Linked DNA regions of Homo sapiens: regions 2, 3 and 4 are each linked to region 1. The links are chromatin loops, found by intact Hi-C in ENCODE. Cell type or tissue: heart right ventricle. All regions are shown on one strand. Links, peaks and the distances in the headings refer to the core of each region. The heading gives the core; the rest is flanking DNA.

The links. A loop is a pair of places that touch in the nucleus more often than their neighbours do. Peaks named below come from ENCODE experiments on the same cell type or tissue, not always from the same donor. Only the 100,000 strongest peaks of a DNase experiment are listed, where the experiment ranks them.
Region 2: a loop joins it to region 1, with 4 times the contacts of the local background. A loop is called at or near these places in 14 of 110 quality-filtered maps.
Region 3: it touches region 1 in a loop (12-fold over the local background); 63 of 110 quality-filtered maps call a loop at or near these places.
Region 4: it touches region 1 in a loop (2.9-fold over the local background); 64 of 110 quality-filtered maps call a loop at or near these places.

Annotation. Positions count from the first base shown.
Region 1 is chrX:68,707,616-68,715,437 of GRCh38, forward strand. STARD8 (StAR related lipid transfer domain containing 8) reads left to right here. Exons shown (of 15, transcript NM_001142503.3): 3 at 5,299-5,370; 4 at 7,679-7,760. Among named protein-coding and RNA genes, the nearest start is that of STARD8, 64 kb to the left of the region's middle. In heart right ventricle, for the core only: a CTCF peak has its summit at 3,481; no DNase peak of the experiment used is centred there; H3K27ac peaks cover 1,522 bases.
Region 2 is chrX:68,595,611-68,603,432 of GRCh38, forward strand. It overlaps the pseudogene RPL31P63. Among named protein-coding and RNA genes, the nearest start is that of STARD8, 48 kb to the right of the region's middle. In heart right ventricle, for the core only: a CTCF peak has its summit at 4,144; no DNase peak of the experiment used is centred there.
Region 3 is chrX:68,508,336-68,513,335 of GRCh38, forward strand. YIPF6 (Yip1 domain family member 6) reads left to right here. Exons shown (of 7, transcript NM_173834.4): 2 at 3,514-3,642; 3 at 4,992-5,000. Among named protein-coding and RNA genes, the nearest start is that of YIPF6, 12 kb to the left of the region's middle. In heart right ventricle, for the core only: CTCF peaks have their summits at 3,117 (motif pointing right) and 3,316; no DNase peak of the experiment used is centred there.
Region 4 is chrX:68,493,581-68,501,192 of GRCh38, forward strand. YIPF6 (Yip1 domain family member 6) reads left to right here and starts at 5,471. Exons shown (of 7, transcript NM_173834.4): 1 at 5,471-5,543. The coding sequence starts at 5,487. RefSeq lists enhancers at 4,637-5,311, 5,110-5,589. In heart right ventricle, for the core only: no CTCF peak of the experiment used is centred there; a DNase peak (open chromatin) is centred at 5,441; H3K4me3 peaks cover 2,127 bases; H3K27ac peaks cover 1,567 bases.

The DNA of each region.
Region 1 (7,822 bases), core at 1,163-6,162:
TGTGCAGCCAGATTTGAGAGGTGAGGGAGGAATGGGACGGGACACCCAAGAGCTCCAGCAGTAATAAAGGATGCTTTCATCTATGTCCCTGTGACATCCATCCATTGCTTGTCTTGAGTCCTGTATCTTCCCGCCTGGTCCCCATGCCTGATACTGTCTTTATGGGTAGGCATGAGCAGGCTGAACCCAGGACCGGGCAGCTCTCTTATAACCCACTGAGTGACCAGAAGGTACAAGGACTAGGGTTGCCTAGTAGTGGTGTGAAGAGGGGGTACCCAGCCCAAGAGTGGGGTTGGTGATACTGGCTGGCTGAGGCCTTACTTCCTGTAGTCTAGATTAGATGCCTGTTGCCTTCTCTCTTCCTCCTGGCTCTCTTCTCTCACCTCTTTTCAACTGGTACACAATCTGAACTGTGTCTTAAAGACTAGATGGGTACAAAATTCAGCTCATCTTAACAAAAATAGCCTTCATTAATGATAACTTTTATATAGCCACTTTCAAAACCAGCAAAAGCCCGATCAAATCTATAAGGTAACCACAGTGGTAGACAGGAAAGTCGTTAGTCTCCACTGTATAAATTTGGAAACCAAAGCTTAGAGAATGACACGAGTTGTCTCAGATGACTTAGTGGCAAGCATGGAAGCTGGCTTGATTAGAAAAAAGCTTTTTTTCCAACTTAGTGATCATCTTTGGGCATTATTGCATCTCCCAGTGAGAAATGTTGCTGCCTCTTTCCTGGGTGCATAAGCCCTATGCTTGAGTGTTTCTCAAGACCAGAAGGCCTGCTTTTTTCCTGGTTGCATCCTTCTCAGCATAGAAAACTGCTCTGTGCTGTCTCTGGGACGTGGCCTGTGTAAATGTAGGTGCAGATACTGTCATTGACCTCAGAAAGCATGTGCTGCTGCTCAGCCTTTCCTTCTTTGATGCTCCCTCCAGGAGACCTGTGGGTTTGGCTCTGAGGCCTGATTGGACTCTGGAGCTTTCTAGTATGCCCTCTCCCCTGACTCTCCCAGCCTGGGTCATCTGGGCCCCTCCCCCAGGGGCTTAAGTCTCAGTGGAATCCAGTTTGTGCCAGCTGACTGCTGTTACTGACCTATCCTGGCACATCACCTAAGCTTTGGCCAGAGCATGCACTGCCTGCAGAATATAGCCTTTAAAACTGCTGGCAGCCATGCCTTGGAATCTGCATATCTGGATACAGAGGTAGGGCAAGGGGCCACAGACATTCCTACCTCACTCACCTCAGCCTGCCCGTTGTCACTCTCCCCACCAGATACATAAGCCCATCCTCAGTCCGGGCCACCTGGGCTTCAGCCCCAGGTGAATCGAGTCTACTGGGGGTGGGGGTGGGGTCGCTCCTGGCCTCAGCCTGGGTAGGCTGAGACGAGTGGGAGGGACAAGGCAGAGCACCTCAGTTCAGCCTTTAATCACCAAGACATATGTCTCTGACTGATCCATCTGGGAGGGAGCCTCGGGGCCTCCCAGCCCTCCATGAGATGGTGTATTGTGGGGAGCCAATGTCCCTGACATCCTGTTTGGTAATAACCCATTACATTCTCTAGATTCCTGTTAAGGAGGGCTGGTGGGGAATTCAGTCTGTAGCCCTACTCCAAACTCCTTTGCTCCTTTGTCTTTGGAGCAATTGCAGCCTCTTTGAAGGCTCCTTACCTCACTTCCCCCAGCCATTTGGCTGCAATTCTGACAGTGGTCTGGGCAAAGCCATTGTCCGGACCCACAGGGGAACGCAGCAGCTGGGCTTCTTTCTCTAATTTCCTCTTTTTCTTTGGGACCCTTCAGAGTCAGAGTTGGGGTGGAACACATTTGTTGAGTGCTTGGTATTATGTGCCAGGGGCTTTTACTTTCTGTAGTATTTTATTTAATGCTCTCAGTAGCTATAAGATGTGGATGCTGGCTGGGTGTGGTGGCTCACACCTGTAATCCTAGCACTTTGGGAGGCTGAGACAGGGAGACAGGAGGATCACTGGAGGCCAGGAGATGGATATCAGCCTGGGCAATATAGTAAGACCCTGTCTCTACAAAAAATAAAAAGAAAATTAACCAGGTGTGGTGTGGTGGATGCTATTGTAGTCCTAGCTACTCAGGAGGCTGAGATGGGAGGATCACACAAACCCAGGAGTTTGAGCCTGCAGTGAGCTGTGATAGCGCCACTGCACTCCAGCTTGGTTGACAGAGTGAAACCCTGTCTCAAAAAGAAAAAAAAAACCCATAAACATGAAAAATAAAATAAAAATAGAAAAAAGATGTGGATGCCATGGCTCCTATTTTACCAAGAAGGAAACAGAAACCTGGAGAGGTTATACAACTCGCCCAAAGTCAAAGAGCTAGTGACTGACAGCATCAGGATTTGAACCCTGGGTTGTGACTCCACTAGACCAGAAGGAGCAGGAAAACAGCCTGGGGGGCTGGGGTTGGTTCCTTTGAGTCTGAGCTCCTTGCTTGGCTGGCATGAGGGCAGGTGGCATAATGCAATGGCAAAGAGCACTGAACATGGAGTGAAAAGATCAGGGTTATAGTCTCAGCTGTGACACTTTACCCTGTATGACCTTGGAAAAGTCTCTTGGGCCTCAGTAGGCCTTATACTGTAACTTTTAAAAAATACCAATGTGGAGAGTCCTACCGCAGATCAATTAAGCCAGCCTTCTGGGGAAGGGGCCCTGGGCACTGGTATTTTTTAAAATAACACTTCCTAGCTGATTCTTATGTGCATCCAGGGGTGAGAATCACTGAGCAATGTGATTTAGACCAAGACTTTTCAAACTTTAATGTGTTTGCCCAAGGGTCTTCTTAAATATAGTGGTTCTGGGTGTGGGGCTTGGGATTCTGCATTTCTAACAAGCTCCCAGGTGATGTTGATGCTGCTAGTCTGGGACTACACTTTGAGTAGCAAGGGGCTACAGGGCTCTAGGTAGTCATGAAAGAACTTGGCATTGACCTGAGTGAGATGGTCCCCTTCTGCCAACCCCCAGCTAGGGCCAATGCCTAGCATCAGGGGAGGGAGGTGCCTCTCCTACCCTCTCCATTAGCCATGAGTAACTGAGGGCTGCAGTGGGATTTTAAGGGTGTGTTCCTGGCATGCAGGCCTACCCTAGAGATTTGCTCCCTTTCCTGGGGTGGCCATACTTGTGACCCTTTAGGGGCCACTGTCTGCTCCTGCGCCTGCCTCTCTGGAAGTCCTAACCTGGTCCATTTTCTGGCACCTCCCTTTTGTCCTAATAACAGGAAAGCAGAGCTGGCTGCCAGGATGCGTGCTAAGATGGGGAAAGGGTCTCATCCCAGGGGCATGACAGGAACAGGGACAGGGAAGTGGCTGTGGCAGCCAGCTCAGCTGTCCTAGCAGCAGAACCATGTTCCTCACAGGCTCCCTGGGCAGCTCCCTTTGGACTGGTCTTACATCACCTAGACTACCACTGGCCTGGAGCACAGGATCCTTTTTCAGGCTTGCATTGCCCCCTGCCAGACAGGTGGAGGTACTGCTAGCAGGGCTCTGTCAGACACTTTCCAGGGACCCCTCAGAGGTCCTGGCGATTCCTAGATCTCTATCTTAGGTTAGGAAGTTGCAGTAACATAAAACATACATGTATGCATGCACACACACACACACACACACACACACGGAGAGAAAGAGACGAGAGAGAGAGAGAGACAGAGAGACAGAGAGAGAAAGAGAGGCAGATGCATGCACAGACTGAGGTGCCTGTGGGTATATACAGGTGCATGGTCCCACAGTGATCCTCATGAGTCATGGACATGAGCAGATTTGGCTACAGCTACATGTAGAGACAGATGCTGTGGTGGGCACTGACCTGTTGCATTCACTCACAGAAATGCAGAGATGTTCATCCTTGCCCTTACCCCCATTTGCCCCCAAAACCTGCAGGGGCTCCAGGGGCTGCAGAGCCCTCTCTTCTTTCCCTCAAATCCTCATCAGTGTGTGACCCTTGAGGAGCCCATTACTTTTTCTGACTGACTTCTGACTTCCCCCACTCTTCCCTCCACTGTCTACTCACCTAGCATCTCTGAAATACTGTTTTGTCCTTCATCTTATCTGTCCCAGCCACTAGGATTTCATCCTGGGTTTCCTTGTGAGTGAGCACTGGGAAGAGAGAGCTCTTCCTGTCTTGGAAAAACCTCACCAGCCTCCTTAGAGTCCTCTGGTCAGGGGGGCCAGGCGAGACTGTGGCCACAGGTGCTGAGGAAATGGAGGATGTGTTGGGGGCAGGACTCCATGGCAGGATCAGCTCTGCTGAAGCCAGCTGACTTCCCCAACCAACCCGGTGATGCCAGGTCCCATGGTCCCAGCCCCATTCATCTTGGCATCACCTGGGTGGGAAGCAAATAACCGCCCAGGCAGGTGCAGGGCTTTGCTGCTGGTATTTGGCCTACCCTGACTAGGAGCGCCTCCTCTGTGGCTTTAGTCCAGCTGCACATCTCTGCTGGTGCTGGCAGGGGTGCTCAGCTCTGTGCCAGAACTCCCAGAGCAGAGGCGACAGGCTGACCTAGCCATGGCCCCCCAAGACCCCGACAGGCCAGTACTGTGTCTTCATGACACTCAGCACTGCACTATGACACAAATAGGCCAAGAGGGCTGGGGCAGTACTGGGAAGCTCCCTGAGGAGGGAGGACTATAATGAGCATGGGGGTGCTGCTGTCAGACTCAGCTGGGATTCCAACCCTGGCACTGCTGCTTTGTCCACTGTGAGACCATAGGCTGAGCCTGTTTGTTTGTCTGTAAAATGGGGATAGCAAAGCCATCACCAGTTATTGTGTGTGTGAAATGAGAGTTGGCTGTCAAAGTGCTGAAGAATGTTAGATGCGATGATGAGAAAGAGAATGATAGGAATGGTTGAACATTTCTACTTCCTGCCTGGGCTAAGGTGGTCTACCCAGGGCCTTGGAAGGGGGTGAGTCCCTCAGAAAGGCTCGGGGGTGGACACAGCTGTGGCTTCTTATCCCAGCAGGCCTCCTTGACCCCAGATGATCCTGGTTCCTGGGCAGGGGGTGGGAGAGTGGGAGGGGTTTGGAACAGGCAGGGAATGAGACTCAAGAAAGCCAGGGCCAGGATGCCCAGACAGTAGGGCTTGGGGAGCAGAGGGCCTCCTGGCTGGCTATGACTTGGAGCAAATGTGCTAGGACCTCTGGCCTTCTCTTGCCATTGCTAGATCACCAGAATGAGACATGTCTGCCTGCTGGGGTTGGGCAGCATGCACCTAGGGCCCTGGTGTCAGCACCCTCCTAACCCCATTTCTTTGCCTGTTTCTTTCCCTTGTTCTGTTTTAGAAGCCGAGGCCAAAAGAGCATGTGAGTGGCTTCAAGCAACAGGATTCCCTCAGTATGTGCAGCTTTTTGAAGGTAAGGCCACTCAACTGTTTACCCTCCCATACTTCCCCTAGCCCTCAGTTTTTCATCTGTTAGATGGGGCAAGTCAGATTCTCTTTCCAACTACACACAAGCAGTGTCTCCTGGCCCTGCTCCGATTTTTTTCAGGGACTTTGCTCCTGCAGTTGCACCTTTCTCTCCTGCATCATCTCTAAGGGATTGCTCTCACAACTGCCACAAGCTCTGCTGTTGCCCATGCCTTTAAAGTACCTTGTCTTGACCAGGGTCATCACGTGGTACCAATCCTGAGGATGCCATGTAGGTACACACGGTGTGAAGAATGCCGCCTGGAGTTGTACACCCTGGTGGCCCAGGCTTGGCCTCACTTGCCCCACAGTGATGGCCTCATTTCTCTGTTTTCCTTCATTTCTCTTTCGGGTTTTTCTAGAGTTCTTCGCACTTGCTGTTTCCCTTCCCCTTTTCTCCCCACACCCCTACTGCACCCTGGCTTCACCTCCACCTCGCCTGGTCAACTTGCCTGGTCAATTCACCAGTGACCTCCATGTGGTCACACTCAGTGGTCACTTCCCAGTCCTCATCTTGCTCCATCTCTCAGCAGCATTCGGTGCCACTGGCCACTCCTTCCTTCGGCTTCTGGAATGCCCCCCTTTCCTGGCTGCCTCTCTGGCTGGGTTCTGTCTCCTTAGCTGACTCTGCTTCCTCTAACTGATATCTAAAGTTTAGGATATCCCAGGGCTCTGTCCGGGGCCCTCTTCTCTCTCAACATTTCTTTCTCATGAGATCTTTGTCTAAGTACTATCCATATTCTGATGACTTCCAAATGTCCAGACCTCATCCCCAAGCTCCAGATTCATATATTCACAGCTGCCAATTCAATCTCTCTACTCAGATGTCTGATTGGTGTCTCGGATTAAACAGGTCTGAAACCAACTCATGATGGTACCACCATTTACCCACTTGCTCAAGCCCCATACCCAGGAGTCATCCTTAATTTAATTCCTCCTTGTTCCCATCTCCTATCTCTAACCCTTCAGCAAGACCTTTTTCCCTCCAGAACGTATCTTGAATCAATCCACTGCTTACTACCTCCACTGCCACAGCCTGGTGTGACCCAGTGTCACAGCTCACCTGGGCTAGTGCAGCAGCTTCCTGTGCTCTTGCACTCTCATCTCTACACTGCAGCTGGAGGGCTCTTTTTGGCCATAGGTCTGACTGTCACTCCTGCTCCAAACCCTCCGATGGCCTCCCAGCACACTCAGAATGTAATACACACAGACACTCTGCTCTGGCCTGTCAGACTGCATTCTCCAACTTCCATTGATTACTCTTACCTTTGTTCACAGGGCTCCTCTCTACACTTGCTCACACCAAGCTCTTTCCCTCTTCAGAGCCTTGATGCTGATGTTCCTCCTGCCTGGAACTCTCTCTGCAGTTTCCTTGCACAGCTGGCTGCTTCTCATCTTTCAGGACTCAGCTCGGATGTCACTGCTTTCAGAAAGCTCTCTGCTGACCACCTCTCTACAAGCAGCCTCCACCCCTACCAGCCTCCCTTTACACTATCATGCTGGCTGATGTCTTCCATGACTGCACCATCTTGGTTTTAAGTACTGTTGCTTATCTTTTTCCTTTAAGAGTGTAAACTCCAAGAAGGCAGGAACCGTTTTTGTTGTGTTCACTGTTGTATGCTGTATGGTTTGCTCAAGTGTCTGGCACAAAGTAAATGCTCAATTGGATACTCATTAGTTGAATGAGTAAAGGAACAAATGGGCTTGCTTCACCAGTAAGGTAGAGAGCTGTGAGACTTCTCAGATTCTCTCTTCCATTCCCCCAACTCCTTTCTTTCCCCTCTCCCCTCCCTAAGTCCCAGGGAGTGTGCTCTGGGCCACAGGGGGATGCAAGGTATTGTTTGGCTACTGTGCTGTCCTGTCCCTTCTGTCCTTGCTCCCACCCTACTCCCCCAAGTTCACCTTGGGCCAAGGAGAAGTTTCCCTGCCTGAGCAGCCCAGGATTCAAAGGGGAATGGGGGAGCCCGTGTTGGGCTCTTGGCAGCCACCCGGGGTCTTGGGCCTGCTATCTCCCATGGACCTGCCTTACTGACTGACAGAGTTCTTTGGGTCCAGCTCAGCCCTCTAGGCCTCTCCCAGACCTTTCCCTGAACTCCCTGGGCACCCTCCTTTATTCCTGACTTTTTTTCCTTCTGCTTTGCCTCTTGTCTTCCTGCTCCCCCTCCTTCCTGGCCGTTCCCTTCCAGCCCAAGGGCTGCTGAGGCTGAGTTTGTGATATACCACTGCACTCATCTTTGCTTCTCTCTGCCATACAGAAGGTTCGTTTCCCCTGGATATTGGCTCTGTGAAGAAAAACCACGGTTTTCTGGACGAGGACTCTTTGGGGGCCCTGTGTAGGTAGGTGGGCTGAGGGCCAGGCCTGGGAAGCCAAAGGCCTGGCTTGAAGCTTCCTCGTGGAA
Region 2 (7,822 bases), core at 1,109-6,108, 110 kb before region 1:
TCATGCCTCGGCCTCCCAATAGCTGGGACTACAGGCGTGGGCCACCACACCCAGCTAATTTTTGTATTTTTAGTAGAGACCAGGTTTCGCCGTGTTGGTCAAGCTGGTCTGGAACTCCTGGCCTCAAAAGACCCGCCTGTCTCAGCCTCCCAAACTGCTGCGATTACAGGCATGAGCCACCAGGCTTGGCTTAAAATTCAGTAGCATTTCTATATGACAACAGTGAACAATCTGAAAAGAAATTTTAAAAATTAATCCCATTTACAATAGCCACAATAAAATAAAATATCTAGGAATAACTTAACCAAAGAAGTAAAATATCTCTACAATGAAAACTATAAAACACAAATGAAAGAAACTGAAGAGGTCACCCAAAAATGGAAAGATATTCTATGTTCGTGGATTGGAAGAATCAATATTGTTAAAATGTCCCTTCTACCCAAAGCAATCTACAGATTCAATGCAATCCCTTTTAAAATGCCAATGATATTCTTCACAGACATGCAAAAAACAATCACAAAATTTATATGGAACCACAAAAGACCCAGATAGCCAAAGCTATCTTGAGCAAGAAGAACAGAATTGGAGGAACCTGACTTCAAATTATACTACAGAGTTATAAGTAACCCAAACAGCATAGTACTGGCGTTAAAAAAGACACATAGGCCAATGGAACAGAATAAAGAACCCAGAAATAAATCCACACACCTACAGTGAACTCGTTTTTGACAAAGGTCCCAAGAACGTACATTGGGGAAAAGACAATCTCTTCAATAAATGGTGCTGGGAAAACTGGATATCCATTTGCAGAAGAATGAAATTAGAGTCCCACCTCTCACCACATACAAAAATCAAATCAAAATGGATTAAAGACCTCAAAACATAAAACTACTAGAGGAAAACATTGGAGAAACTCTTCACAACATTGGTCTGGACAAGAATTTGTTGAGTAATACCCCATAAGCACAGGCAATCAAAGTAAAAATGGAAAAATGGGGTCACATCAAGTTAAAAAGCTTCTGCACAGCAAAGGAAACCATCAACAAAGTGAAGAGACAACCCACAGAATGGGAGAAAATATCTGCAAACTATGTATCTGATAAAGGATTAATAATCAGAATATAGACGTGTTCAAACAACTCTATAGGAAAAAACCCAATAATACGATTAAAAACTGGACAAAAGGTTTGGATAGACATTTTTCAAAAGAAGACCTACAAATGGCAAACAGACATATATAAAGGTGCTCTACATCATTGATCATTAAGGAAATGCAAATTAAAACTACAACAAGATATCATCATCAATCAGATGTTTCATCATCACCTCAGTTGAAATGACTTTTATCCAAAAGACAGGCAATAACAAATGCTGACAAGGATGTGAGAAGAATGAACCCTTGTACACTGTTGGCAGGAATGTAAATTAGTAAAACCACTATGGAGAAGTTTGGAGGTTCCTCAAAAAACTGAAAAGAGAACTACCGTACGATCCAGCAATCCCATTGCTGGGTATATGCCCAATAGAAAGGAAATGAGTATATTGAAGGATATCTGCCCTCCCATATTTGTTGCAGCAGTGTTCACGATAGCCAACATTTGGAAGCAACCTAAGTGTTCACCAACAGATGAAGAAAGGAAATGTGCTACTTATACACAATGGAGTACCATTCAGCCATAAAAATGAATGACATCTAGACATTTGCAACAACATTGATGGAACTGTAGGTTATTACGCTAAGTGAAATAAGCCAGGCACAGAAAGAGAAACATTGCATGTCCTCACTTATTTGTGAGATCTAAAAATCAAAACAATTGAACTCATGGACATAGAGAACAGAGGGATGGTTACCAGAGGCTGGGGAGAGTAGTCGGGGGTTTTGGGGGAGGTGGGAATGGTTAATGGGTAAAAAAAAAAATAGTTAAAAAGAATGAATAAGACCTAGTATTTGATAGCACAGCAGGTGACTATAGTCAATAATTTAATTGTACATTTTAAAATAACTATGACTATAATTGGATTGTGTGTAACACAAAGGATAAATGCTTGAGGTGATGGATACACCATTTTCATGGTGTGATTGTTACACATTGCATGTCCGTACCAAAATATCTCAAATACACCATAAATATATACACCCACTATCCACCCACAAAAATTAAAAATAAAAAAATTTTAAAAAGAAATAAAAGAGTAACACCAAATTTACACAAATCCAGCTTTCCTCGATCTCTTGCTTATAAATAGCTGATTGTAGAATTTCTCAACCTCCATAATTATGTGAGACAATTCCTTATAAGAAATCTCATTATATATCCCAGTGCTTGTGTTTCTTTGGAGAACCTGGACTAATACATATGCCAAGAAATTAGATAAATTTCTAGAAACACATAAGCTACCGAAAATGAGTCAAAAAGAAGTAGAAAATTTGAATAGAATTAGAACAAGCATAGATATTGTGTCAGTAATAAAAAAAATCAAATTCTTAACTCATTGTAGGAGGCCAGTATTATCTCTATAACAAAGTCAGACAAGAGCAATCACCAGAAAAGTACTTCAGACCAATATTCTTTGAATATTGATGCAAAAATACTCGATAAAATTTTTAGCCAACTGAATACAACAACATGTTAAAAGCACTATATGCCAAAATGAATTAAGAAGCATATAAAAAGAAATAAACAGCAAGACCAAGTGCAGTTTATACCAGAAACGCAAGGCTGATTCAACATATAAGCATGAATCAACACAATACACCATATTAATAGAATAAGGGATAAAACCCACATGACCATCTCAATAGACACTGAAAAAGCATTTGATTAAATCCAACAGCCATTAATGATACAAACCCTCAACAAACTAGGAATAGAAGATAAGTTTGCCAGCCAGATACGAGTGTCTGAAAACAAAACAAAACAAAACAAAAAACACATAGGTAACATGATACCTAATAGTAAAAGCCTGAGTGCTTACCCCCATGTTCAGGAACTAGATGAGGTTGTCCACTTTCATCACTCCTGTTCAACTTCTATTCAACATTGTAATGGAGATTTCCTAGGCAAGAAAAAGAACTAAATAGTATCCAGATTAGAAAGAAAGAGGTAAAGCTATCTCTATTTGCAGATGGCATAATCTTACACAGAAAATTGATAAAGGATACACACACACACACACCCCCACACACACCCCTATAATAGCTAACAACTAAGTTCAGCAAAGTTGCAAATACTAAATCAATATAAAAATTAGTTGTATTTCTATACACTAGCAATGAACAATCAAAATGAAATTTAGCAAACAATTCCAGAGGAAGTGACATTAGGAAGAGAGTGGAAAAGGAAGCCCTGGACTGTCCTTTCTTGCACAGAGACATCAATTCAACAACAATTCTTTATGAGAAATACAGAAACCATTTAAGAAGCTCCTGCAACCCACGTGAGCATGACATCAGCTGCATCAAAGTCAGTTAGAAAGTCTGGGGCACTAGCTCACCCTGTTCCTTCCCCTGGCTCAGCATGGAATAATCAGAAGAGAACTCCCAGCTTCTGGCTTCTCTATGGAGGGGAAAACAGAAGGCTGAATCATATATCCAATGTTCAGACAAAGGTGATGGTTAACATTAGCATGCACCCCCTCACCATGTTCTCTCTCCCTGGTGCAGAGTGGAACCAGTGGGAGAAAACTTCCAATTCCTGGCTTCTCCATGGAAAGGTAAAGAGTTGGTGGGTGTGTCAAACATTCCAGCTTTTTCAGGGGCTGTATGAGGAACTGGTTTCTATCTTGCCTGTCTCAGAATGTTGACTGAATGCAAAATATTCTAGACACCTGGGGGCATCTGAGAACAAAAGAGAGGAGGGTGTCTGGCTGCTGCTCTAAAGGACCCATGGTACAGCAGACAGAGGCTGATTCAACTCAGTGGCCTTTCCTTCATGGGTAAATGGAAGAGCAAGTGGAGTGATGCATGTGTTTAATGTTCAAGATTTTCAGGAGGCTGCCTGAGGGACTGTTTACTGTCTCACCAACTCAAAGCACTGACATAATCCAGCATACATTTTTCTAGAAATGTGGGGACCACTGAGAACAAAAAAGAATTGGATGCTTTGTGGCAGCTCCAGAGAATCTGCAGTACCACACACAGACGCTAGGGGAAGCAAAAGATTATGAGCCCCTAAAAATAAACCAGAATATTCCTCAGGTTGGTAATTTACATACAAAAATTCAGAGAAGATATATCCACAGAAAATATTTGAGAGACCCCCAGAGTCTCTAGCCAGATTGATTGATAAAGGTCTTTTTCCATACAAAGCCAGAGTGTAAAGACCAGTAGAGATAGCTATTTTTTTCAAATGCACAGAAAACAGCACCAATTTATAAGCCACACAACAAAAGAGGGTAATATAACCCAATTAAAGGAACAAAATAAATCTCCAGAAACCAACTCTAAAGAAATTAAGATAGCTTCCTTTCCAACTTAGACCCAGCAGAATGGCTCCCGCAAAGAAGGATGACAAGAAGAAAAAGGGCCGTTCTGCCATCAACAAGATGGTGACCCGAGGGTACACCATCAACATTCACAAGCGCATCCATGCAGTGGGCTTCAAGAAGCGTGCCCCTCGGGCACTCAAAGAGATTCGGAAATTTGCCATGAAGGAGATGGGAACTCCAGATGTGCGCATTGACACCAGGTTCAACAAAGCTGTCTGGGCCAAAGGAATAAGGAATGTCCCATACCCTACCCATGTGCGGTTGTCTAGAAAATGTAATGAGGATGAAGATTCACCAAACAAGCTCTATACTTTGGTTACCTATGTACCTGTTACCACTTTCGAAAATCTACAGACAGTCAATGTGGATGAGAACTACATCACTGATCATCAAAAACATCAAATAAAGTTATAAAATTGAAAAAAGTAAATTAAGATAAATGAACAACCTGACCAAGAATTCAAAATAGCTGTTACAAAGGTGCTCAGTGAACTCAGGAAAACTATGCATAAACAAAATGAAAATATCACCAAAAAATAGAACATATAAAAAAAGAATAAAACAGATTTTTTTTGCTGCTGAATAATATAATAACTGAATTGAAAAATTCACTAAAGAATTTCAACAGGAGACTTGACCAAGCAGAAGAATCAATGGACTCACAGACAAGCCCCTTGAAATTATCCAGTCAGAGGAAGAAAGGAAAAAAAAAGAGACCAAGAATAGTGGCTCACACCTGTAATCCCAGTACTTTGGGAGGCTGAGGCAGGAGGATCACTTGGGTTCAGGAGTTTGAGACCAGCCTGGGCAAGATGGTAAAACCCTGTACAAAAATTTTGTACTTTTTGTACAAAATGAAAATTAGCAGAGTTTGGTGGCACATGCCTGTAGTCCCAGCTACTTGGGGGACTGAAGCAGGAGGATTGCTTGAGCCCAGGAGATTGAGGCTGAAGTGAGCCATGTTCACACCACTGCACTCCAGCCTGGGTGACAATGTGAGACCCTGTCTCAAGAAAAAAAGAAAAAGAAAAAAGAAAAAGAGTGAAGAACAAAGCCTAAGAGACTTACGAGACACCATCAAGCAGACCAATATACACAATAGGAATTGCAGAAGGAGAAGAGAGAGAAAGGTGGAGAAAGCCTGTTTGAAGATATAACAGACAAAAACTTCCAAAACTTGGGAAAGATAATGGACATCCATAGTCAAGGATCCCAAAGGACTCCAAATAGGATGAAACCAATGGAGTCCACAAGACAAATTGTGATTGAATTGTGAAAAGTCAAAGATAAGAGAGTTTTCCAAGCAGCAGGTGCAAAGTGACTCATCATATACAAGGGAGTCCTCGTGAAACCATCAGTAAATTTTTCAGCATAAACCTAGTAGGCCAGAAGAAAGTGGGATATATTTTCAAAGTGCTGAGAGAAAAATACTGCCAACAAAATACATTTGGCATAGCTGTCTTTCAAAAATGAAGGGGAAGGAAAGACTTTCCCAGATAAACAAAAGATGGAGGGAGCTCATTACAACTAGATTTGCCTTAGAAGAAATGCTAAAGGGAATCCTTAAAGGTGAAATGAAAGGATGGTAAATAGCAAGGTGAAACCGTATGAAAGTATAAAGCTCTCTGTTAAAGGTAAATATTTAGACAAATACATATTACTGTGATATTGCTATGGTGATGCAGAAATCACTTTTAGTTCTGGTATAGATGTTAAAAGATAAAAGTATAAGAATTAACTACAAAATATAAAAAGATGTAATTTGTGACATTAATATCAGAAAGTGTGGGGGGATAAGTAAAAAGGTACAGCTTTTATATGTGACTGAATTTAAGATATTATCAGTTTAAAATATATTGTTATAACTATAAGATATCTTAGGTAAGTCCCATGGTAACCACAAAAAAAGTAACTATAGAAGATATAGAAAAGAATGAGAAAAGAATCAAAGCATGTACTACAAAAAGTCAACAAAACACAAAAGAAGAGAGAAAGAGAAGAAACGAGGCTCAAAACTCTCCATAAGACAGACCAGGCACAGCAGTCATGCCTGTAATCCCTGCACTTTTTGGGAGGCTGAGGCAGGAGGATCACTTGAGGCCAGGAGTTTCAGATCAGCCCAAACAACACAGCAAGACCCCATCTTTTAAAAAGTTAAAAAAAAAAATAGGACACAGGGGTGGAGCCAAGATGGCTGAATAGGAACAGCTCCAGTCTACAGCTCCCAGAGTGAGCGATGCAGAAGACAAATGATTTCTGCATTTCCAACTGAGGTACTGGGTTGATCTCACTGGGGAGTGCCAGACAGTGGGTGCAGCGCACCGTGCATGAGCCAAAGCATGGCTAGGCATCGCCTCACCCGGGAAGCCCAGGGGGTGGGGGAATTCCCTTTCCTAGTCAAAGAAAGGTGTCAGAGATGGCACCTGGAAAATCGGGTCACTCCCACCCTAATACTGCGCTTTTCCAAAGGGCTTAATGAACGGCACACCAGGAGATTACATCCCGCACCTGGCTAGGAGGGTCCTACGGCCACAGAGCCTTGCTCATTGCTAGCACAGCAGTCTGAGATCAAACTGCAAGGTGGCAGCGAGGCGGGGGGAAGAGCACCCGCCACTGCCCAGGATTCAGTAGGTAAACAAAGCAGCCAGGAAGCTTGAACTGGGTGGAGCCCACCACAGCTCAAGGAGGCCTGCCTGCCTCTCTAGGCTCCACCTCTGGGGGCAGGGCACAGACAAACAAAAGATAGCAATAATCTCTTCACATTTAAATGTCCCTGTCTGACAGCTTTGAAGAGAGTAGTGGTTCTCCTAGAATGCAGCTTGAGATCTGAGAACAGGCAGACTGCCTCCTCAAGTTGGTCCCTGACCCCCGGGTAGCCAAACTGGGAGGCACCCCCGAGTACGGGCAGACTGACATGTCACAGAGCCGGGTACTCCTCTGAGACAAAACTTCCAGAGGAACGATCAGGCAACAGCATTTGCTGTTCACCAATATCCGCTGTTCTGCAGCCACCGCTGCTGATACCCAGGCAATCAGGGTCTGGAGTGGACCTCCAGTAAACTCCAACAGACCTGCAGCTGAGGGTCCTGACTGTTAGAAGGAAAACTAACAAACAGAAAGGACATCCACACCAAAAACCCATCTGTAGGTCACCATCATCAAAGACCAAAGGTAGATAAAACCACAAAGATGGGGAAAAAACAGAGCAGAAAAACCGGAAACTCTAAAAATCACAGCGCCTCACCTCTTCCAAAGGAATGCAGCTCCTCACCAGCAAAGGAACAAAGCTGGATGGAGAATGACTTTGACAAGTTGAGAGAAGAAGGCTTCAGAA
Region 3 (5,000 bases), core at 1-5,000, 200 kb before region 1:
TCAAGCAATCTGTCTGCCTTGGCCTCCCAAAGTGCTAGGATTACAGGCATCAGCCACTGCGGTTAGCCTATATCTCTTCAGAGCCATTATCTTTCTATTCTTCTGGGATTCCAATTATTTACATAATAAGACCATTTAATGTTTTCCCATAGTTCCTAGATACTCTATTCTTTTTTCTTTTCTTCTTTTACTCTTCTCCTTTTGTTTTAGTTTGCATAATTTTGACTGACCTAGCTCTGAATTCTTTCTTTGGTATTGAGGTAACTGATAAGGCTGGCAAAGGCATTCTTTATCTGTTACTATGTTCATGTATTTCTAGCATTGCCATCTGATTCTTACAGTTTCCATCTCTTTGCAGAAATTCATCATCATTCATGCATGTACCTTTTCTACTAGAGCCTTTTGCATATTAAACATAGTAATCTTAAATTTCTTTTCTGATAATTCTAACATCTTGGTCATCTCAGAGCCTGGTTTTGTTAATTGCTTTGTCTCATAGTGGGTTGTTTTTTCATGTGAGTATGGGGGAGATAATTTGTTATTGATATTGAACGCTGGACATCATGTACACACTGCTAGAAGTGGCACATCTCTGCTGCTGAGTTGTCAGTCAGTAGGGGTTAAGTCAGTCTAGTCAGGGTTGAGCTTTGTTTGTTTTGTTGTTGTTGTTGTTGCTATGGTTACCTTCAGTGCATCACCAGCTTCAGATTCCTCTGTTGTTACCTTGAGTTTAGGGGTGGGGGTGCTATGTTGTCCCAGTGTTTTGTTTTTTGTTGTTGTTTTTTTTTTTTTGAGACAGCATCTCACTCTGTTGCCCAGGCTGGATTGCAATGGCGTGATCATATCTTACTGCAGCCTTGACCTCCTGGGCTCAAGTGATCCTCCCACTTTAGCCTCCTCAGTAGCTGGGACCACAGTTAGTTGCATGCCACCATGCCCAACTAATTTTTTAAAAACATTTTTTGTAGAGATGGGGGTCTCACTGTGTTACCCAGACTAGTCTCAAACTCCTAGCATCAAGCGATTCTCCTACCTCAGCTACCCAGAGTTGGGGTTACAGGCATGAGCCACTGCACCCAGCCCCAATGTTTTTATTAATGTTCATGTTCTGTACTCAGCTTCTGTCTTTGCCCTTGCATCTCATGGTGAGTCTCTTTCTAAGCTCTAGCACTTCCTCCAGCAGTAGACTGCTGTTGTTTATTACTCCATACTTGCTAGCCTGGTGATAGGGGCCAGGGAAAGGGGATTCTTTGTTTTCATAGTCTAGTCTCTGCCTTAGGCAGACCATGTGTCCCTGGGTCTCCTGGGTAGCACTTTCTTAGTGATCCTGTCCCCCTCCTAGCTGAAGGAAACTCTTAATGGTCTGGGCCCAGGATGGTTTTCTGTCCATCCCTTAGTAGTAGAGAGCTTTTCCTTTTCCCTTTCTCCAGCTTCAGTGAGTTGTCACCTGTGTTCTGAAGGCAACTTGTTTTTGTCTAAGTGGCTTTAAGGCTCTTTCCTCTAGGGGCTTTTTTCTAGAGAAGAGCCTGTAAGTGGGTGTGAACTCCCCTTGCGTCTATTGCTTCCAGGGATTCTGTACTCTTGTGCTGATCCATACTTGGACTTTAGCAATTTATTTAAAATTTTATTTGAATTCTTACCCATCTGTGTGGTGTGGTGTGCAGCATTGTCTTCCCCTCATGCTTTGCTACTGTTGAGCCAGTGCTGATGTCTCTTCGTGGAAGCACCTGGCTTTCTTTAGATTTCATCCAGGCTACTTGGTCTCCCTACAACTCAGTTCTCAGATGAATTCAGGGAAAGTTATGATTCAGTAAAGTATCTAGCCTTTTCTCATTATTCTACTTGGGGAATGGTCTTTCCAGCTTCCTATATCTTAATCAGAAGTCAAATTACAGTGTTATATAGTCACTTGAAATAGGTGCTATCTTTGTGGTTGTGTGTTTATTTCAATACATGGTAGTTTCATTGGTTTAATTTTTTCTCTCAGTTTCAGGGATTGCTTCCTTCAAATTTTAATTTTGTTTAATAATTGTGTGAAGTGTTTATATGATTGCAAGTCATTTATATGGACAACATATATTGAAAAAAGCCTAGTTTCTCTCCCTGTCTGCTCTATCCTATTCCTTTCTTTCCTCTATAAGAAACCTTTAAAAAAAAATTCTATGGCATGTTTCTTATATTTAAGAAATATGAGTGTGGTTAAGAAATTGTTTTTGTTTTATTTTATTTTATTTTATTTTATATTTTATATTTTATTTATTTTATTTATTTATTTATTTGTTTATTTTTTGTATTTTTTTGTATTTTATTTTATTATAACGGAGTTTTGTTCTTGTTGCCCAGGCTGGAGTGCAATGGCGTGATCTCGGCTCACCGCAACCTTCACCTCCCGGGTTCAAGCGATTCTCCTGCCTCAGCCTCCCGAGTAGCTGGGATTACAGGCATGCGCCACCACGCGCAGCTAATTTTGTATTTTTAGTAGAGATGGGATTTCTCCATGTTGGTCAGGCTGGTCTCAAACTCCCGACCTCAGGTGATCTGCCCGCCTCGGCCTCCCAAAGTGCTGGGATTACGGGCATGAGCCACCATGCCCAGCCTTTTACAAATTCTTTGAACATCCTCATTCCTTCTAAAATTTCAGTATACTGTCTGCATTTCATTTATCTGCAACTGTTGCCCATTAAAAATTGTGCCTACTGGGCCAAAAACTGTATGAGAAGTCATTGCCTCTATTTTCTTAGGAATTTGTAGATTTGAGTTTTGGTTGTAATAAAATTTGACGGATGTGAACATCCTCATTCTTTCTAAAATTTCAGTATACTGTCTTGTGTTTCCTTTATCTGCAACTGTTGCCCACTAAAAATTGTGCCTACTGGCCCAAAAACTGTATGAGAAGGCATTGCCTCTATTTTCTTAGGAATTTGTAGATTTGAGTTTCGGTTGTAATAACATTTGGCAGATGACTATGAATTTAAAAGTTCACATTCTTTATTCACTTTGAAAATTTTATTTGCTCTGTGATTGCCAGGTAACCTGTAAAGACTGTAATCAAGGTATATTTTGCTATTTCCCTGTTTCCCGCACTTGCCTTTATGGTTCATGTAATGCTCATTTTTAGCCAGCAGAGGCCACTAGAGCCTGTTAGGGAGCAGAAGTGCAACAGAAACGTGGCCATTCTAAGACAGTGATTGCTAAAAGGTCACTTTTTAATAACTTTACAATTATTATCTCAGTCTTGCTAGCTTGTGCCATGTGAAGATTTTATGCTAAATGTTGGTGGGCAAGAAGGTGTCTATGACATTTACTTTAGTTTTTTCATTATGTTTAATCTTTAAAGAAATAAATTTGAGGATTATTGTTAACTGCATTGTGTAATGTCTGTTGAGCTAACACCTACTTTCCTATGTAAAACCCTACAAAATACATGGTCCCAACTCTCTAGGAAATGATGATATATATGAGGAATGCTACAGTTTATTACAGGCTTACTTTTTTTCCCCTGACTCTTCTCAGTTTGCAGGCCTTTCAGATATATCCATCTCACAAGACATCCCCGTAGAAGGAGAAATCACCATTCCTATGAGATCTCGCATCCGGGAGTTTGACAGCTCCACATTAAATGAATCTGTTCGCAATACCATCGTAAGTTAGACTAGTTGAGAGAACTTCTGTTCAGTATCATGGGACTAAGTAACTAATAGTACTTTGCAATATTTTCATTTGGTTCACTGATTTTGAATATATTTTATATACTGAAGTTTAATATTTTATCCTAGAGATTAATTTGGTACAGCCTTTTTGGAGAGCAGTTTGGTTATAATGCATATTAATAATCTTAAAACAGCAAGGTGCGGTGGCTCGCGCCTGTAATCTCAGCCCTTTGGGAGGCCAAGGCAGGCGGATCACCTGAGCTCAGGAGTTCGAGACCAACCTGGCCCAGATGGTGAAACCCCCATCTCTACTAAAAATACAAAGATTAGCCAGACATGGTGGCATATGCCTGAAATCCCAGCTGCTTGGGAGACTGAATCGCTTGTCTCCGGGAGGCTGAGGTTGCAGTGAGCCGAGATCGCACCACTGCACTCTGGCCTGGGCGACAGAGCAAGACTCCATCTCAAAAAACAAAAAAAAGGTCTTAAAATGTCCAAATCTTTTTAAACCAATATATTATCATACTTCTCCAAATGTAGTATAAGGAAAGTTTTAAAATGTAAAACAAAAATTTTCAACATTAAAGTATCAATATACAAAGATGTTTATTATAGCATTCTTTGTAATAGGGGAAAGCTAGAAATAAATGAACCACAGATGAGGTATTGGTTAGGTAAATTATGTTATATCTTTGTGGTGGGATGCTAAGCAACTATTATAAATTATGTTTACAAAGTGTTTAATAACGGGTAAAATTCTAGGTGAAAAAATTAAAACAGAATTAGCTCAGTGGTGCTTTGAGAGGTTGTATTTGTATTACTGAACCCTTCTTCCAGTTTCTTGATTTTTTTTTTTTTTTTGTATCTGGCATCTAGGATTCATTTACCAATTAAATTGGGAATGTTAAAAATTTATTTCATATATTGCAAAGAATGTAGTAGCTAGAGAGCAGGCTAATTGGTCCTTGGAACCTCATCTTCTATGAACTGAATGTCACATACTGTGTTTTGTAGAGCAGCTTTTTATAGTACAATTGTTTTAGTTTCTTTAAGCAGCCTATTGGGAGGGCTGTGTTTCTTTTTTATGGATTTTTTCAACATCAAAACAGAACAGATCAAAACAGATGTGGAAAGGTGTTAAAAGTTGGCTTAAGAAGTTAATAGAAAAAGCATACCCTACCTCTCTGGTTTGTTTGTGTAGTGAAGGAGTTGAACTGGAATTATCTGCAAAATTCAGTGAAGAGTTCACAGGAGATTGAAATGAAAGAAATTTTAGCAAATTAAGTAAGGCTGCTGGCAACCTTGGTCATCACAATACAACAAGTTGTTTCTGTCTTTCAGATGCGTGAT
Region 4 (7,612 bases), core at 2,613-7,612, 210 kb before region 1:
AATCCCAGCTACTCAGGAGGCTGAGACAGGAGAATCGCTTGAGCTCGGGTGGCAGAAGTTGCAGTGGCTGAGATTGTGCCATTGCACTCCAGCCTGGGTGACAGATCGAGACTCCATCTCAAGAAAAAAAAGAGTTCAACCATTGTGGAAGACAGTGTGGTGATTCCTCAAGGATCTAGGACTAGAAATACCACTTGACCCAGCCATCCCATTACTGGGTATATACCCAAAGGATTATAAATCATGCTGCTATAAAGACACATGCAGCATATGTTTTTCGCGGCACTATTCACAATAGCAAAGACTTGGAACCAACCCAAATATCCATCAATGATAGATTGGATTAAGAAAATGTGGCACATATACACCATGGAATACTATGCAGCCATAAAAAATGATGAGTTCATGTCCTTTGTAGGGACATGGATGAAGCTGGAAACCATCATTCTCAGCAAACTATCACAAGGACAAAAGACCAAACACTGCATGTTCTCACTCATAGGTGGGAATTGAAAAATGAGAACACTTGGACACAGGAAGGGGAACATCACACACTGGGGTCTGTTGTGGGGTGGGGGTAGTAGGGAGGGATAGCATTAGGAGGTATACCTAATGTAAATGACGAGTTAGTGGGTGTAGTACACCAACATGGCACATGTATACATATGTAACAAACCTGCACGTTGTGCACATGTACCCTAGAACTTAAGTACAATAAAATAAATAAATAAATAAAAGAAAAAAAAAGAAAAAGAAAAAAATATTATGGCAATTCCTATTCTGTGAATTTGTTTATATGTTTCACATTGTTTTACCTTTAGAGGTACTTTGGAGTTTTTGTGAATTGCCTAATCCAAAAATATAGGGCACTCTGCTTCATCTCGTAATTATCTCCTACCCTGTTTGTTAGCTGAAAAGGCACCCAGGGAACCTGAATACTGACTGCATCCCCAATCACTTTATAACCTAACCTCCTCCTAGCCCAGTGGCGACGCAATCTTTAGTCAGGGTGCTGAGAAAGCCCAGAGATGAGGTACATGGTAGGAGGTTAGGGAGATTGGTTAGGGAAATCTTCAGTGAAGTGAGAAAGGACTAGGGAATGGGGTAAGGGTAGGGAATTGGGTTGGGCCAAGGCAGGAATGGAGAAGGGAAAGAGGTAGAGGTAAATAGAGAGGTTAGGGAAGGATCTGTCAGTAATTTTTTGAGATTGAAGAGAAGCTATGGTTACACTAGGAAGGGTTAAGTGCACAGAGAAATGCTATACTTATACAGAGAAGTGCTATACTTTGGAAAAGGCAAGTGCCAAGAAAAGAAAATGCTGAAAGTGGGAAACACATGTGGAGTTTTGTAGGGCTGTACGGTTGCTTGTGTGTTGGAGACTGAGGTTTAAGCTAGTGTTAATGGGTGAGAGTATTCAGTGGGACCAATGGCCTCAGGGAGAATGGAGCTGGCCTTTGTCCCAAGAGGAGGAAGAATCTAAAGACATTTTCAGGCACTTCCAGAACAGTGCTAAATAACAGTGGGGATAAAAGGTATTCTTGCCTTGTTCCTGGATTTAATGGGAATACCAGGTATATCATGATGTTGGTTTTCGTTTGAGACAGATATTCTTTGTCATATTAAGTTGTCAGATTTTATTTGCTAACAGTTTGTTTAAGGTGTTTGTGTGTATGTATGTATGTGTGTGTGTGTGTATATATATATTTTTTTTTTAAGTTTTTTTTTGAGACAGGGTCTTGCTCTGTTGCCCAGGCTGGAGTGCAGTGGCATGACTATAGCTTATTGCAGCCTTGCCTCCCTGGTTCAAGTGATCCTCCCACCTCAGCCTCCCAAGTAGCTGAGACCACAGGTGTGTGCCACCACTCTTGGCTAATTTTTTTTTGTTTGTTTGTTTGAGAGATGGAGTCTCGCTCTGTCACCAGGCTGGAGTGCAGTGGCATGATCTCGGGTCACTGCAACCTCCGCCTCCTGGGTTCAAGCAATTCTTCTGCCTCAGCCTCCCGAATAGCTGGGACTACATGGCGCACCCCGGCATGCCCGGCTAATTTTTTTTTTTTTTTTTGGTATTTTAGTAGAGACAGGGTTTCACCTGTTGCCCAGGCTGGTCTCATACTCCTGAGCTCAGGCGATCTGCCTGCCTCGGCCTCCCAAAGTGCTGGGATTACAGGCATGAGCCACCGCACCTGGCCTCTCAGCAAATTTTTATTTTTATTTTTTTGTAGAGACAGGAGACCCTATGTTTATTAACATCCTATTAACCTATGTTGCCCAGGCTAATCTCGAACTCCTCTCTTGGATTCCCAAAGTGCTGGGATTATAGGTGTGAGCCATAATCTAACCATGCCTGGCCTGTAGATATATATTTACATGCAAGATGACACAGTTTTCTTTTTAGTACTATCTTTTTCAGGTGTGGTACCATGTTTATGCTAGGTCCCTGGAATAAATTTGTAAACTTTGCCTTTTCTTCTCTCTTGAACAATTTATATAGTGTAGGAATTATGTGCTCTGTGAAGGCTTGAATGAATAGCCTATGAAACCATCTGGGCCCAGCACTTTGAGGGTAGGAGAAGAGGGGAGATATTTGGCAACTTTTAAAAAACTAATACATGTATATGTTTAAAATTTCAAACTGCTTCACATACAATGAATAGTCTTCACTTGCAAGTCAATCCACCCCTATTGCCAGTTTCTCTCCCCACAGGCAACCAGTTACCGGCTTTTTGTGTAGCCTTCCGGACACAGTCTGTGAATATTCAAGTACAATGTATGGATATCTATCCATTGCCCTTACATTTTTACTCAGTTGATAGCATACCATACAAACTGTCTTCATCTTACTTTTTATGTATTTATTTATTTATTTATTTATTTTTGTGGAGATGGATTCTTGCTCTGTCACCCAGGCTGGAGTGCAGTAGCGTGATCTCGGCTCACTGCAATCTCCTCCTCCAGAATTCAAGAGATTCTCGTGTCTCAGCCTCTCGAGTATCTGGGACTACAGGCACGCACCACCACACCAGGCTAATTTTTGTATTTTTAGTAGAGACGGGGTTTTGCCATGTTGCCCAGGCTGGTCTCGAACTCCTGAGTTCAGGCAATCTGCCCACCTCGGTCTCCCAAAGTGCTAAGATTACAGGCGTGAGCCACCGCGCCCAGCCAGCTTTTAACATGTGTTTTAAATTTTTCCTTTCAAAATTTTGTTTTAATGAAATTCCCCACTTTGTTTTGAGTCAATTCTGATCATTTTTCTGGGAAATTATTTCCTTAATATTTCCTGGTTATTTTCATAGAGTTGTATGTTATAGTGTCCTGAAATACAGATTAGCCAACAAAGTTCTTCATACCTATTGACTTAAATATTAATTCCACTTCTACCACTTACAAAGGTTCTAAGTAACTTTGGACAAGTCATGCAAGTCCTGCTGTATTGTAAATATCCATGATCTGGCAAACAGTAATGACTGTAGGTGTATTAAAGAACTCTGAGTTAGTCTGGCAATTTTTTGAGATACACTTGCAACTAAAAACATAGAATAATTCCTAGTTTTGGGAGCTTGTTCCTGTGCAGCCCCTTCCTTCACAACCTTCCTTCCTGATTTTCTTTCTACAAAGCATATTGTCTCACACCCAACCAGTACCCTATTAGTTAAATGGGGAGAACAGGCATTGGTAGTCTGAAATAATGCCCAACTAACCTGAGCACTGCCTGCCTCAATTGTCCTATGGCCCGTCCTCTTTTTTTTTTTTTTTTAAGACGGAGTCTCGCTCTTTCGCCCAGGCTGGAGTGCAGTGGCGCGATCTCGGCTCACTGCAAGCTCCGCCTTCCGGGTTCATGCCATTCTCCTGCCTCACCCTCCGAGTAGCTGGGACTACAGGCGCCCGCCACCACGCCCAGCTAATTTTTTGTATTTTTAGTAGAGACGGGGTTTCACCGTGTTAGCCAGGATGGTCTCGATCTCCTGACCTCTTGATCCGCCCGCCTCGGCCTCCCAAAGTGCTGGGATTACAGGCGTGAGCCACCGCGCCCGGCCGGCCTGTCCTCCTCTTAACCTATCACCAAGGCTACCTTGAAATAAGTGGCCAAGAGGGCCAATAGATGAGGTTAGAAGGGGTAGAAGCGAGGGGCTTGTGGCTAGGGAGAAATAGCTAATTTTGGAGGTTGGCAAGGAAATAGCAGACGTTATCAATGGCCTCAGGGAAGTGGGACGGGAGGTAGTGATCTGGTAATCATGGGGTGGGAGGATGAGGTGAGAAGCTCAGGCTGGGGTTGGGACATTTGTACATGATATTCCCTTGCAATTGCAAAAAGATTTCATGTCTACTGGCTTAAATTTTAATATCACTTCCACCAGTATTTGTGCAAGTACTAAAATTGTGCTTGGTCTGAAGGGGAATTATCGTAAACAAAACAAAACAACAAACACCAAAAAAAAAAAAAAAAAACACCTCCATTCGTTTGGAATTTTGTCCCTCCACATTCCACATTCTTCCTCCTTAAATTTACTACTTGGATTGCCTATCCAAAAATATAAAACACTTTTATTTCACAGCCATCCCCTGCCTTGTTGGTTAAATGCTTAACACCACCAAAGGGCACCCAGGTATCCTGGATGCTGATGCTGTCAACAATGGCTGCCCTGTCTGACTACATTTTAGCCTGGGGCCAACGTAAACTGGGACCAGAAATACCTTGAAAGCCCAAAAGGATGAGATAAGGAAAACAGGTTGGGACATGAAGATTATCTTTTAAGTTATTGTCACAATAGTTACTCTCTTTTAGACCCTGAACATTTTCAGTACTTGCTCCAAATGGTTTAGCAACTTTTGAAGTGGGATTAACAAGTTTGGCCAATGAAGCTTCTTCCCTGCCCACCGCCAGAGGTGCTGGAGAAAAGTAATCCTGGAGGGTCGGCGTGGAGGCAGTAGAGAGGTTTATAAAAGTCAAGGAAGTGGGAAGAGGCTTGCGAGCAGCAGGAGAGGCGCAGAGTCAGAGGGGCAGGGGCGGCGGCGGAGGGAGCAGGAGGTTGGGGCTTGAGCCCGTCATTCCGGCGCACGAAAACTTGAAGTCGCTCGGTAGCCGGGGAAGGGAAGGAAGAGAGGCAGGCTCTTTCCTAGAGGTGCCGTGATCGAGGGTCTGGCACTCCAAGCCAACTCCTGAGAACGGGAAATGGGCGGGAGTCGGTGGGGTGGAGAGGGCAGCCGTGGTCGCGAGAGCGAAGGAGCGGTCTGAGAATCCGGCTTGAGTGTTAAAGGCTAAGCGTGTCTAGCTGGACCCGTGGCCCCGAAGAAGCGAGACAAGGCGACGCGGAGCTGTCCCTGACACCCCGAGGACCGAGGGACAGCGAAGGGCCGGGGCCGCCGGCCATTGCCAGGCGCCATTAGGTGACGCGGCCGTCACGCGATGACGCGCTGACCGGCAGTGGCCTCCACGTCGCAGGTTCCGCAAAGACCTGTGGGAGCGACCCGGGAGAAGGAGGGCCAAGATGGCGGAAGCGGAGGAGTCTCCAGGAGACCCGGGGACAGCATCGCCCAGGCCCCTGGTGAGCTTGGGATCTGCGACAAAAGGGACCGAGGGTGAGGCAGAGTGCCCCCTAAAGAAGTCGGGGGACGGGCTCGTGGCCTGAGAGCCGGAGCTCCTTCCGCCCGGCAGGCCCTTCTTGTACCCGATGCCAGAACCAGTCCCAACACTGCACCTGTTCTTTGCGCTAACCGCTTTGCCCCCTGCCCTCGTGGTTCCTTCCAGGTCTTTTTGTGAAACTCCGATCTTTCCTTTCCCATCCTCCCAGGTCTCGTCATCGTCCCCTACATTGTGTTAAATGGCGAACTTTAGGTGATTTCTTAAGTTATCTTTTCTTCTGCTGTCCCCTCATTTTATCAAAACCTGTCACCAGCCTTTGTTGAAGGAATAATGAGAGATTGCTTCCCGTGGGACATTAACGTTTTGTTGCTTATAACTTTAGTATTGACTTGTTCAGTGACCCCAGTAGGCCAGGTTTAACCCCTGTCGCAGCTCCTTGCCATTCTCTTCACCATACTTGTTCTCCTTTCTTATTTTTTACTTTTTTAAAAATCGAGACAAGGTCTCACTCTGTCACCCAGGCTGGAGGGCAGTGGCGCGGTCTCTGCTCACTGCAACCTCTGCCTCCCAGGCTCACGTGATCCTCCCACCTCAGCCTCCCTAGTAGCTAGGACCACAGGTGCGTGTCACCACACCAGGCTAATTTTTAGTATTTTTTTGTAGAGACGGGGTTTTACCATGTTGCCCAGGCTGGTCTCGAATTCCTGGGCTCAAGCTATCCTCCTGCCTCGGCCTTCCAAAGTGTTGGGATTACAGGCGTGAGCCACTGTGCCCGGCCATCTTCACTATACTCTCTTGCTCCTGTCTCTGCAAGGGATAGAATTTCCACTGCAAGCCCAAAGTGTGGACAAGTATTTTAAGAACACAGGCTTTGGAGTTAAACTTTACTTGGGATGGAATCCACCCACTTTGTGAGTTTCGGCAAGTCATTTTAGGGAGGGTGTTTCTTCATCTGTAAAATGGAGATAAAAATACCTGCCTCAAAACAGTTTTTAGAAAGATCAAATGGCATAATTTATGTAACGTGTCTAATACTATCAGTACCATGAACTGAGGAGTATAATGAGGTCAATATTCTGCTCCTGTCCCTCTTCTCAATGTGTTTAGTTATATAGTAGTTGCTCAGTAAATGGTTCTTCCCTTTCCTCTTTTTTTTTCTTTTTCTTTTTTTGAGACGGAGTTTTGCTCTTGTCACCCAGGTTGGAGCACAATGGCACAATCTCAGCTCACTGCAACCTCCACCTCTGGGGTTTAAGTGATTCTCCTGCCTCAGCCTCCTGAGTAGCTGGGATTACAGGCGCCTGCCACTACGTCCAGCTAATTTTTGTATTTTTGTAGAGACGGGCTTTCACCACGTTGGCCAGGCTAGTCTCGAACTCCTGACGTCAGGTGATCTGCCCGCCTCGGCCTCCCAAAGTGCTGGGACACAGGTGTGAGCCACCGTGCCTGGCCCCCTTTCCTCTGTTTTGAATTAGCAACTTAACATAGTGAACTGAGCTGGGAGATCAGTGAACTTAATTCTAGTCCTAGCTCTGCTGCTTACTAGCTCCATTTGTTCACCTCTTCACTCACTCAACAAATATTTATTGAGCATCCGCTACTATGTTCCAGGCACTCCTTTAGGCACTGGGGATATGGCAATAAGAGTGAGTTGTGTTAAGTTCTATCGTGACCTTGAGTAAAATCAGGCTGAACCCCAGTTTCCTCCTTTGGAAAATGGTGATAGGAACACATCACTGAATTAGTGAGAGTACTAAATGAGATAATATATACATTGTGCCTACTGTGACATTGTCATAGGTGCTTAGTAGTTTTTAGTTTCTTTCATTTAAACTTCTCCACCCCTCTTCTGTGAAGCTTTCCCCAGTTAACTTCAGTGGTTCTGATCACTCATTACTCAATATGCAATCCGCTTCCATTCAACAAATGTTTAGTGAACTCCCACAATGAGTAATGCACTGTGCTAGTTGCTGTAGGGAATGCAAAGGGCCTGCCTCTATGGTGCTACCAGTCTTAAGTTTTAGGGATAAG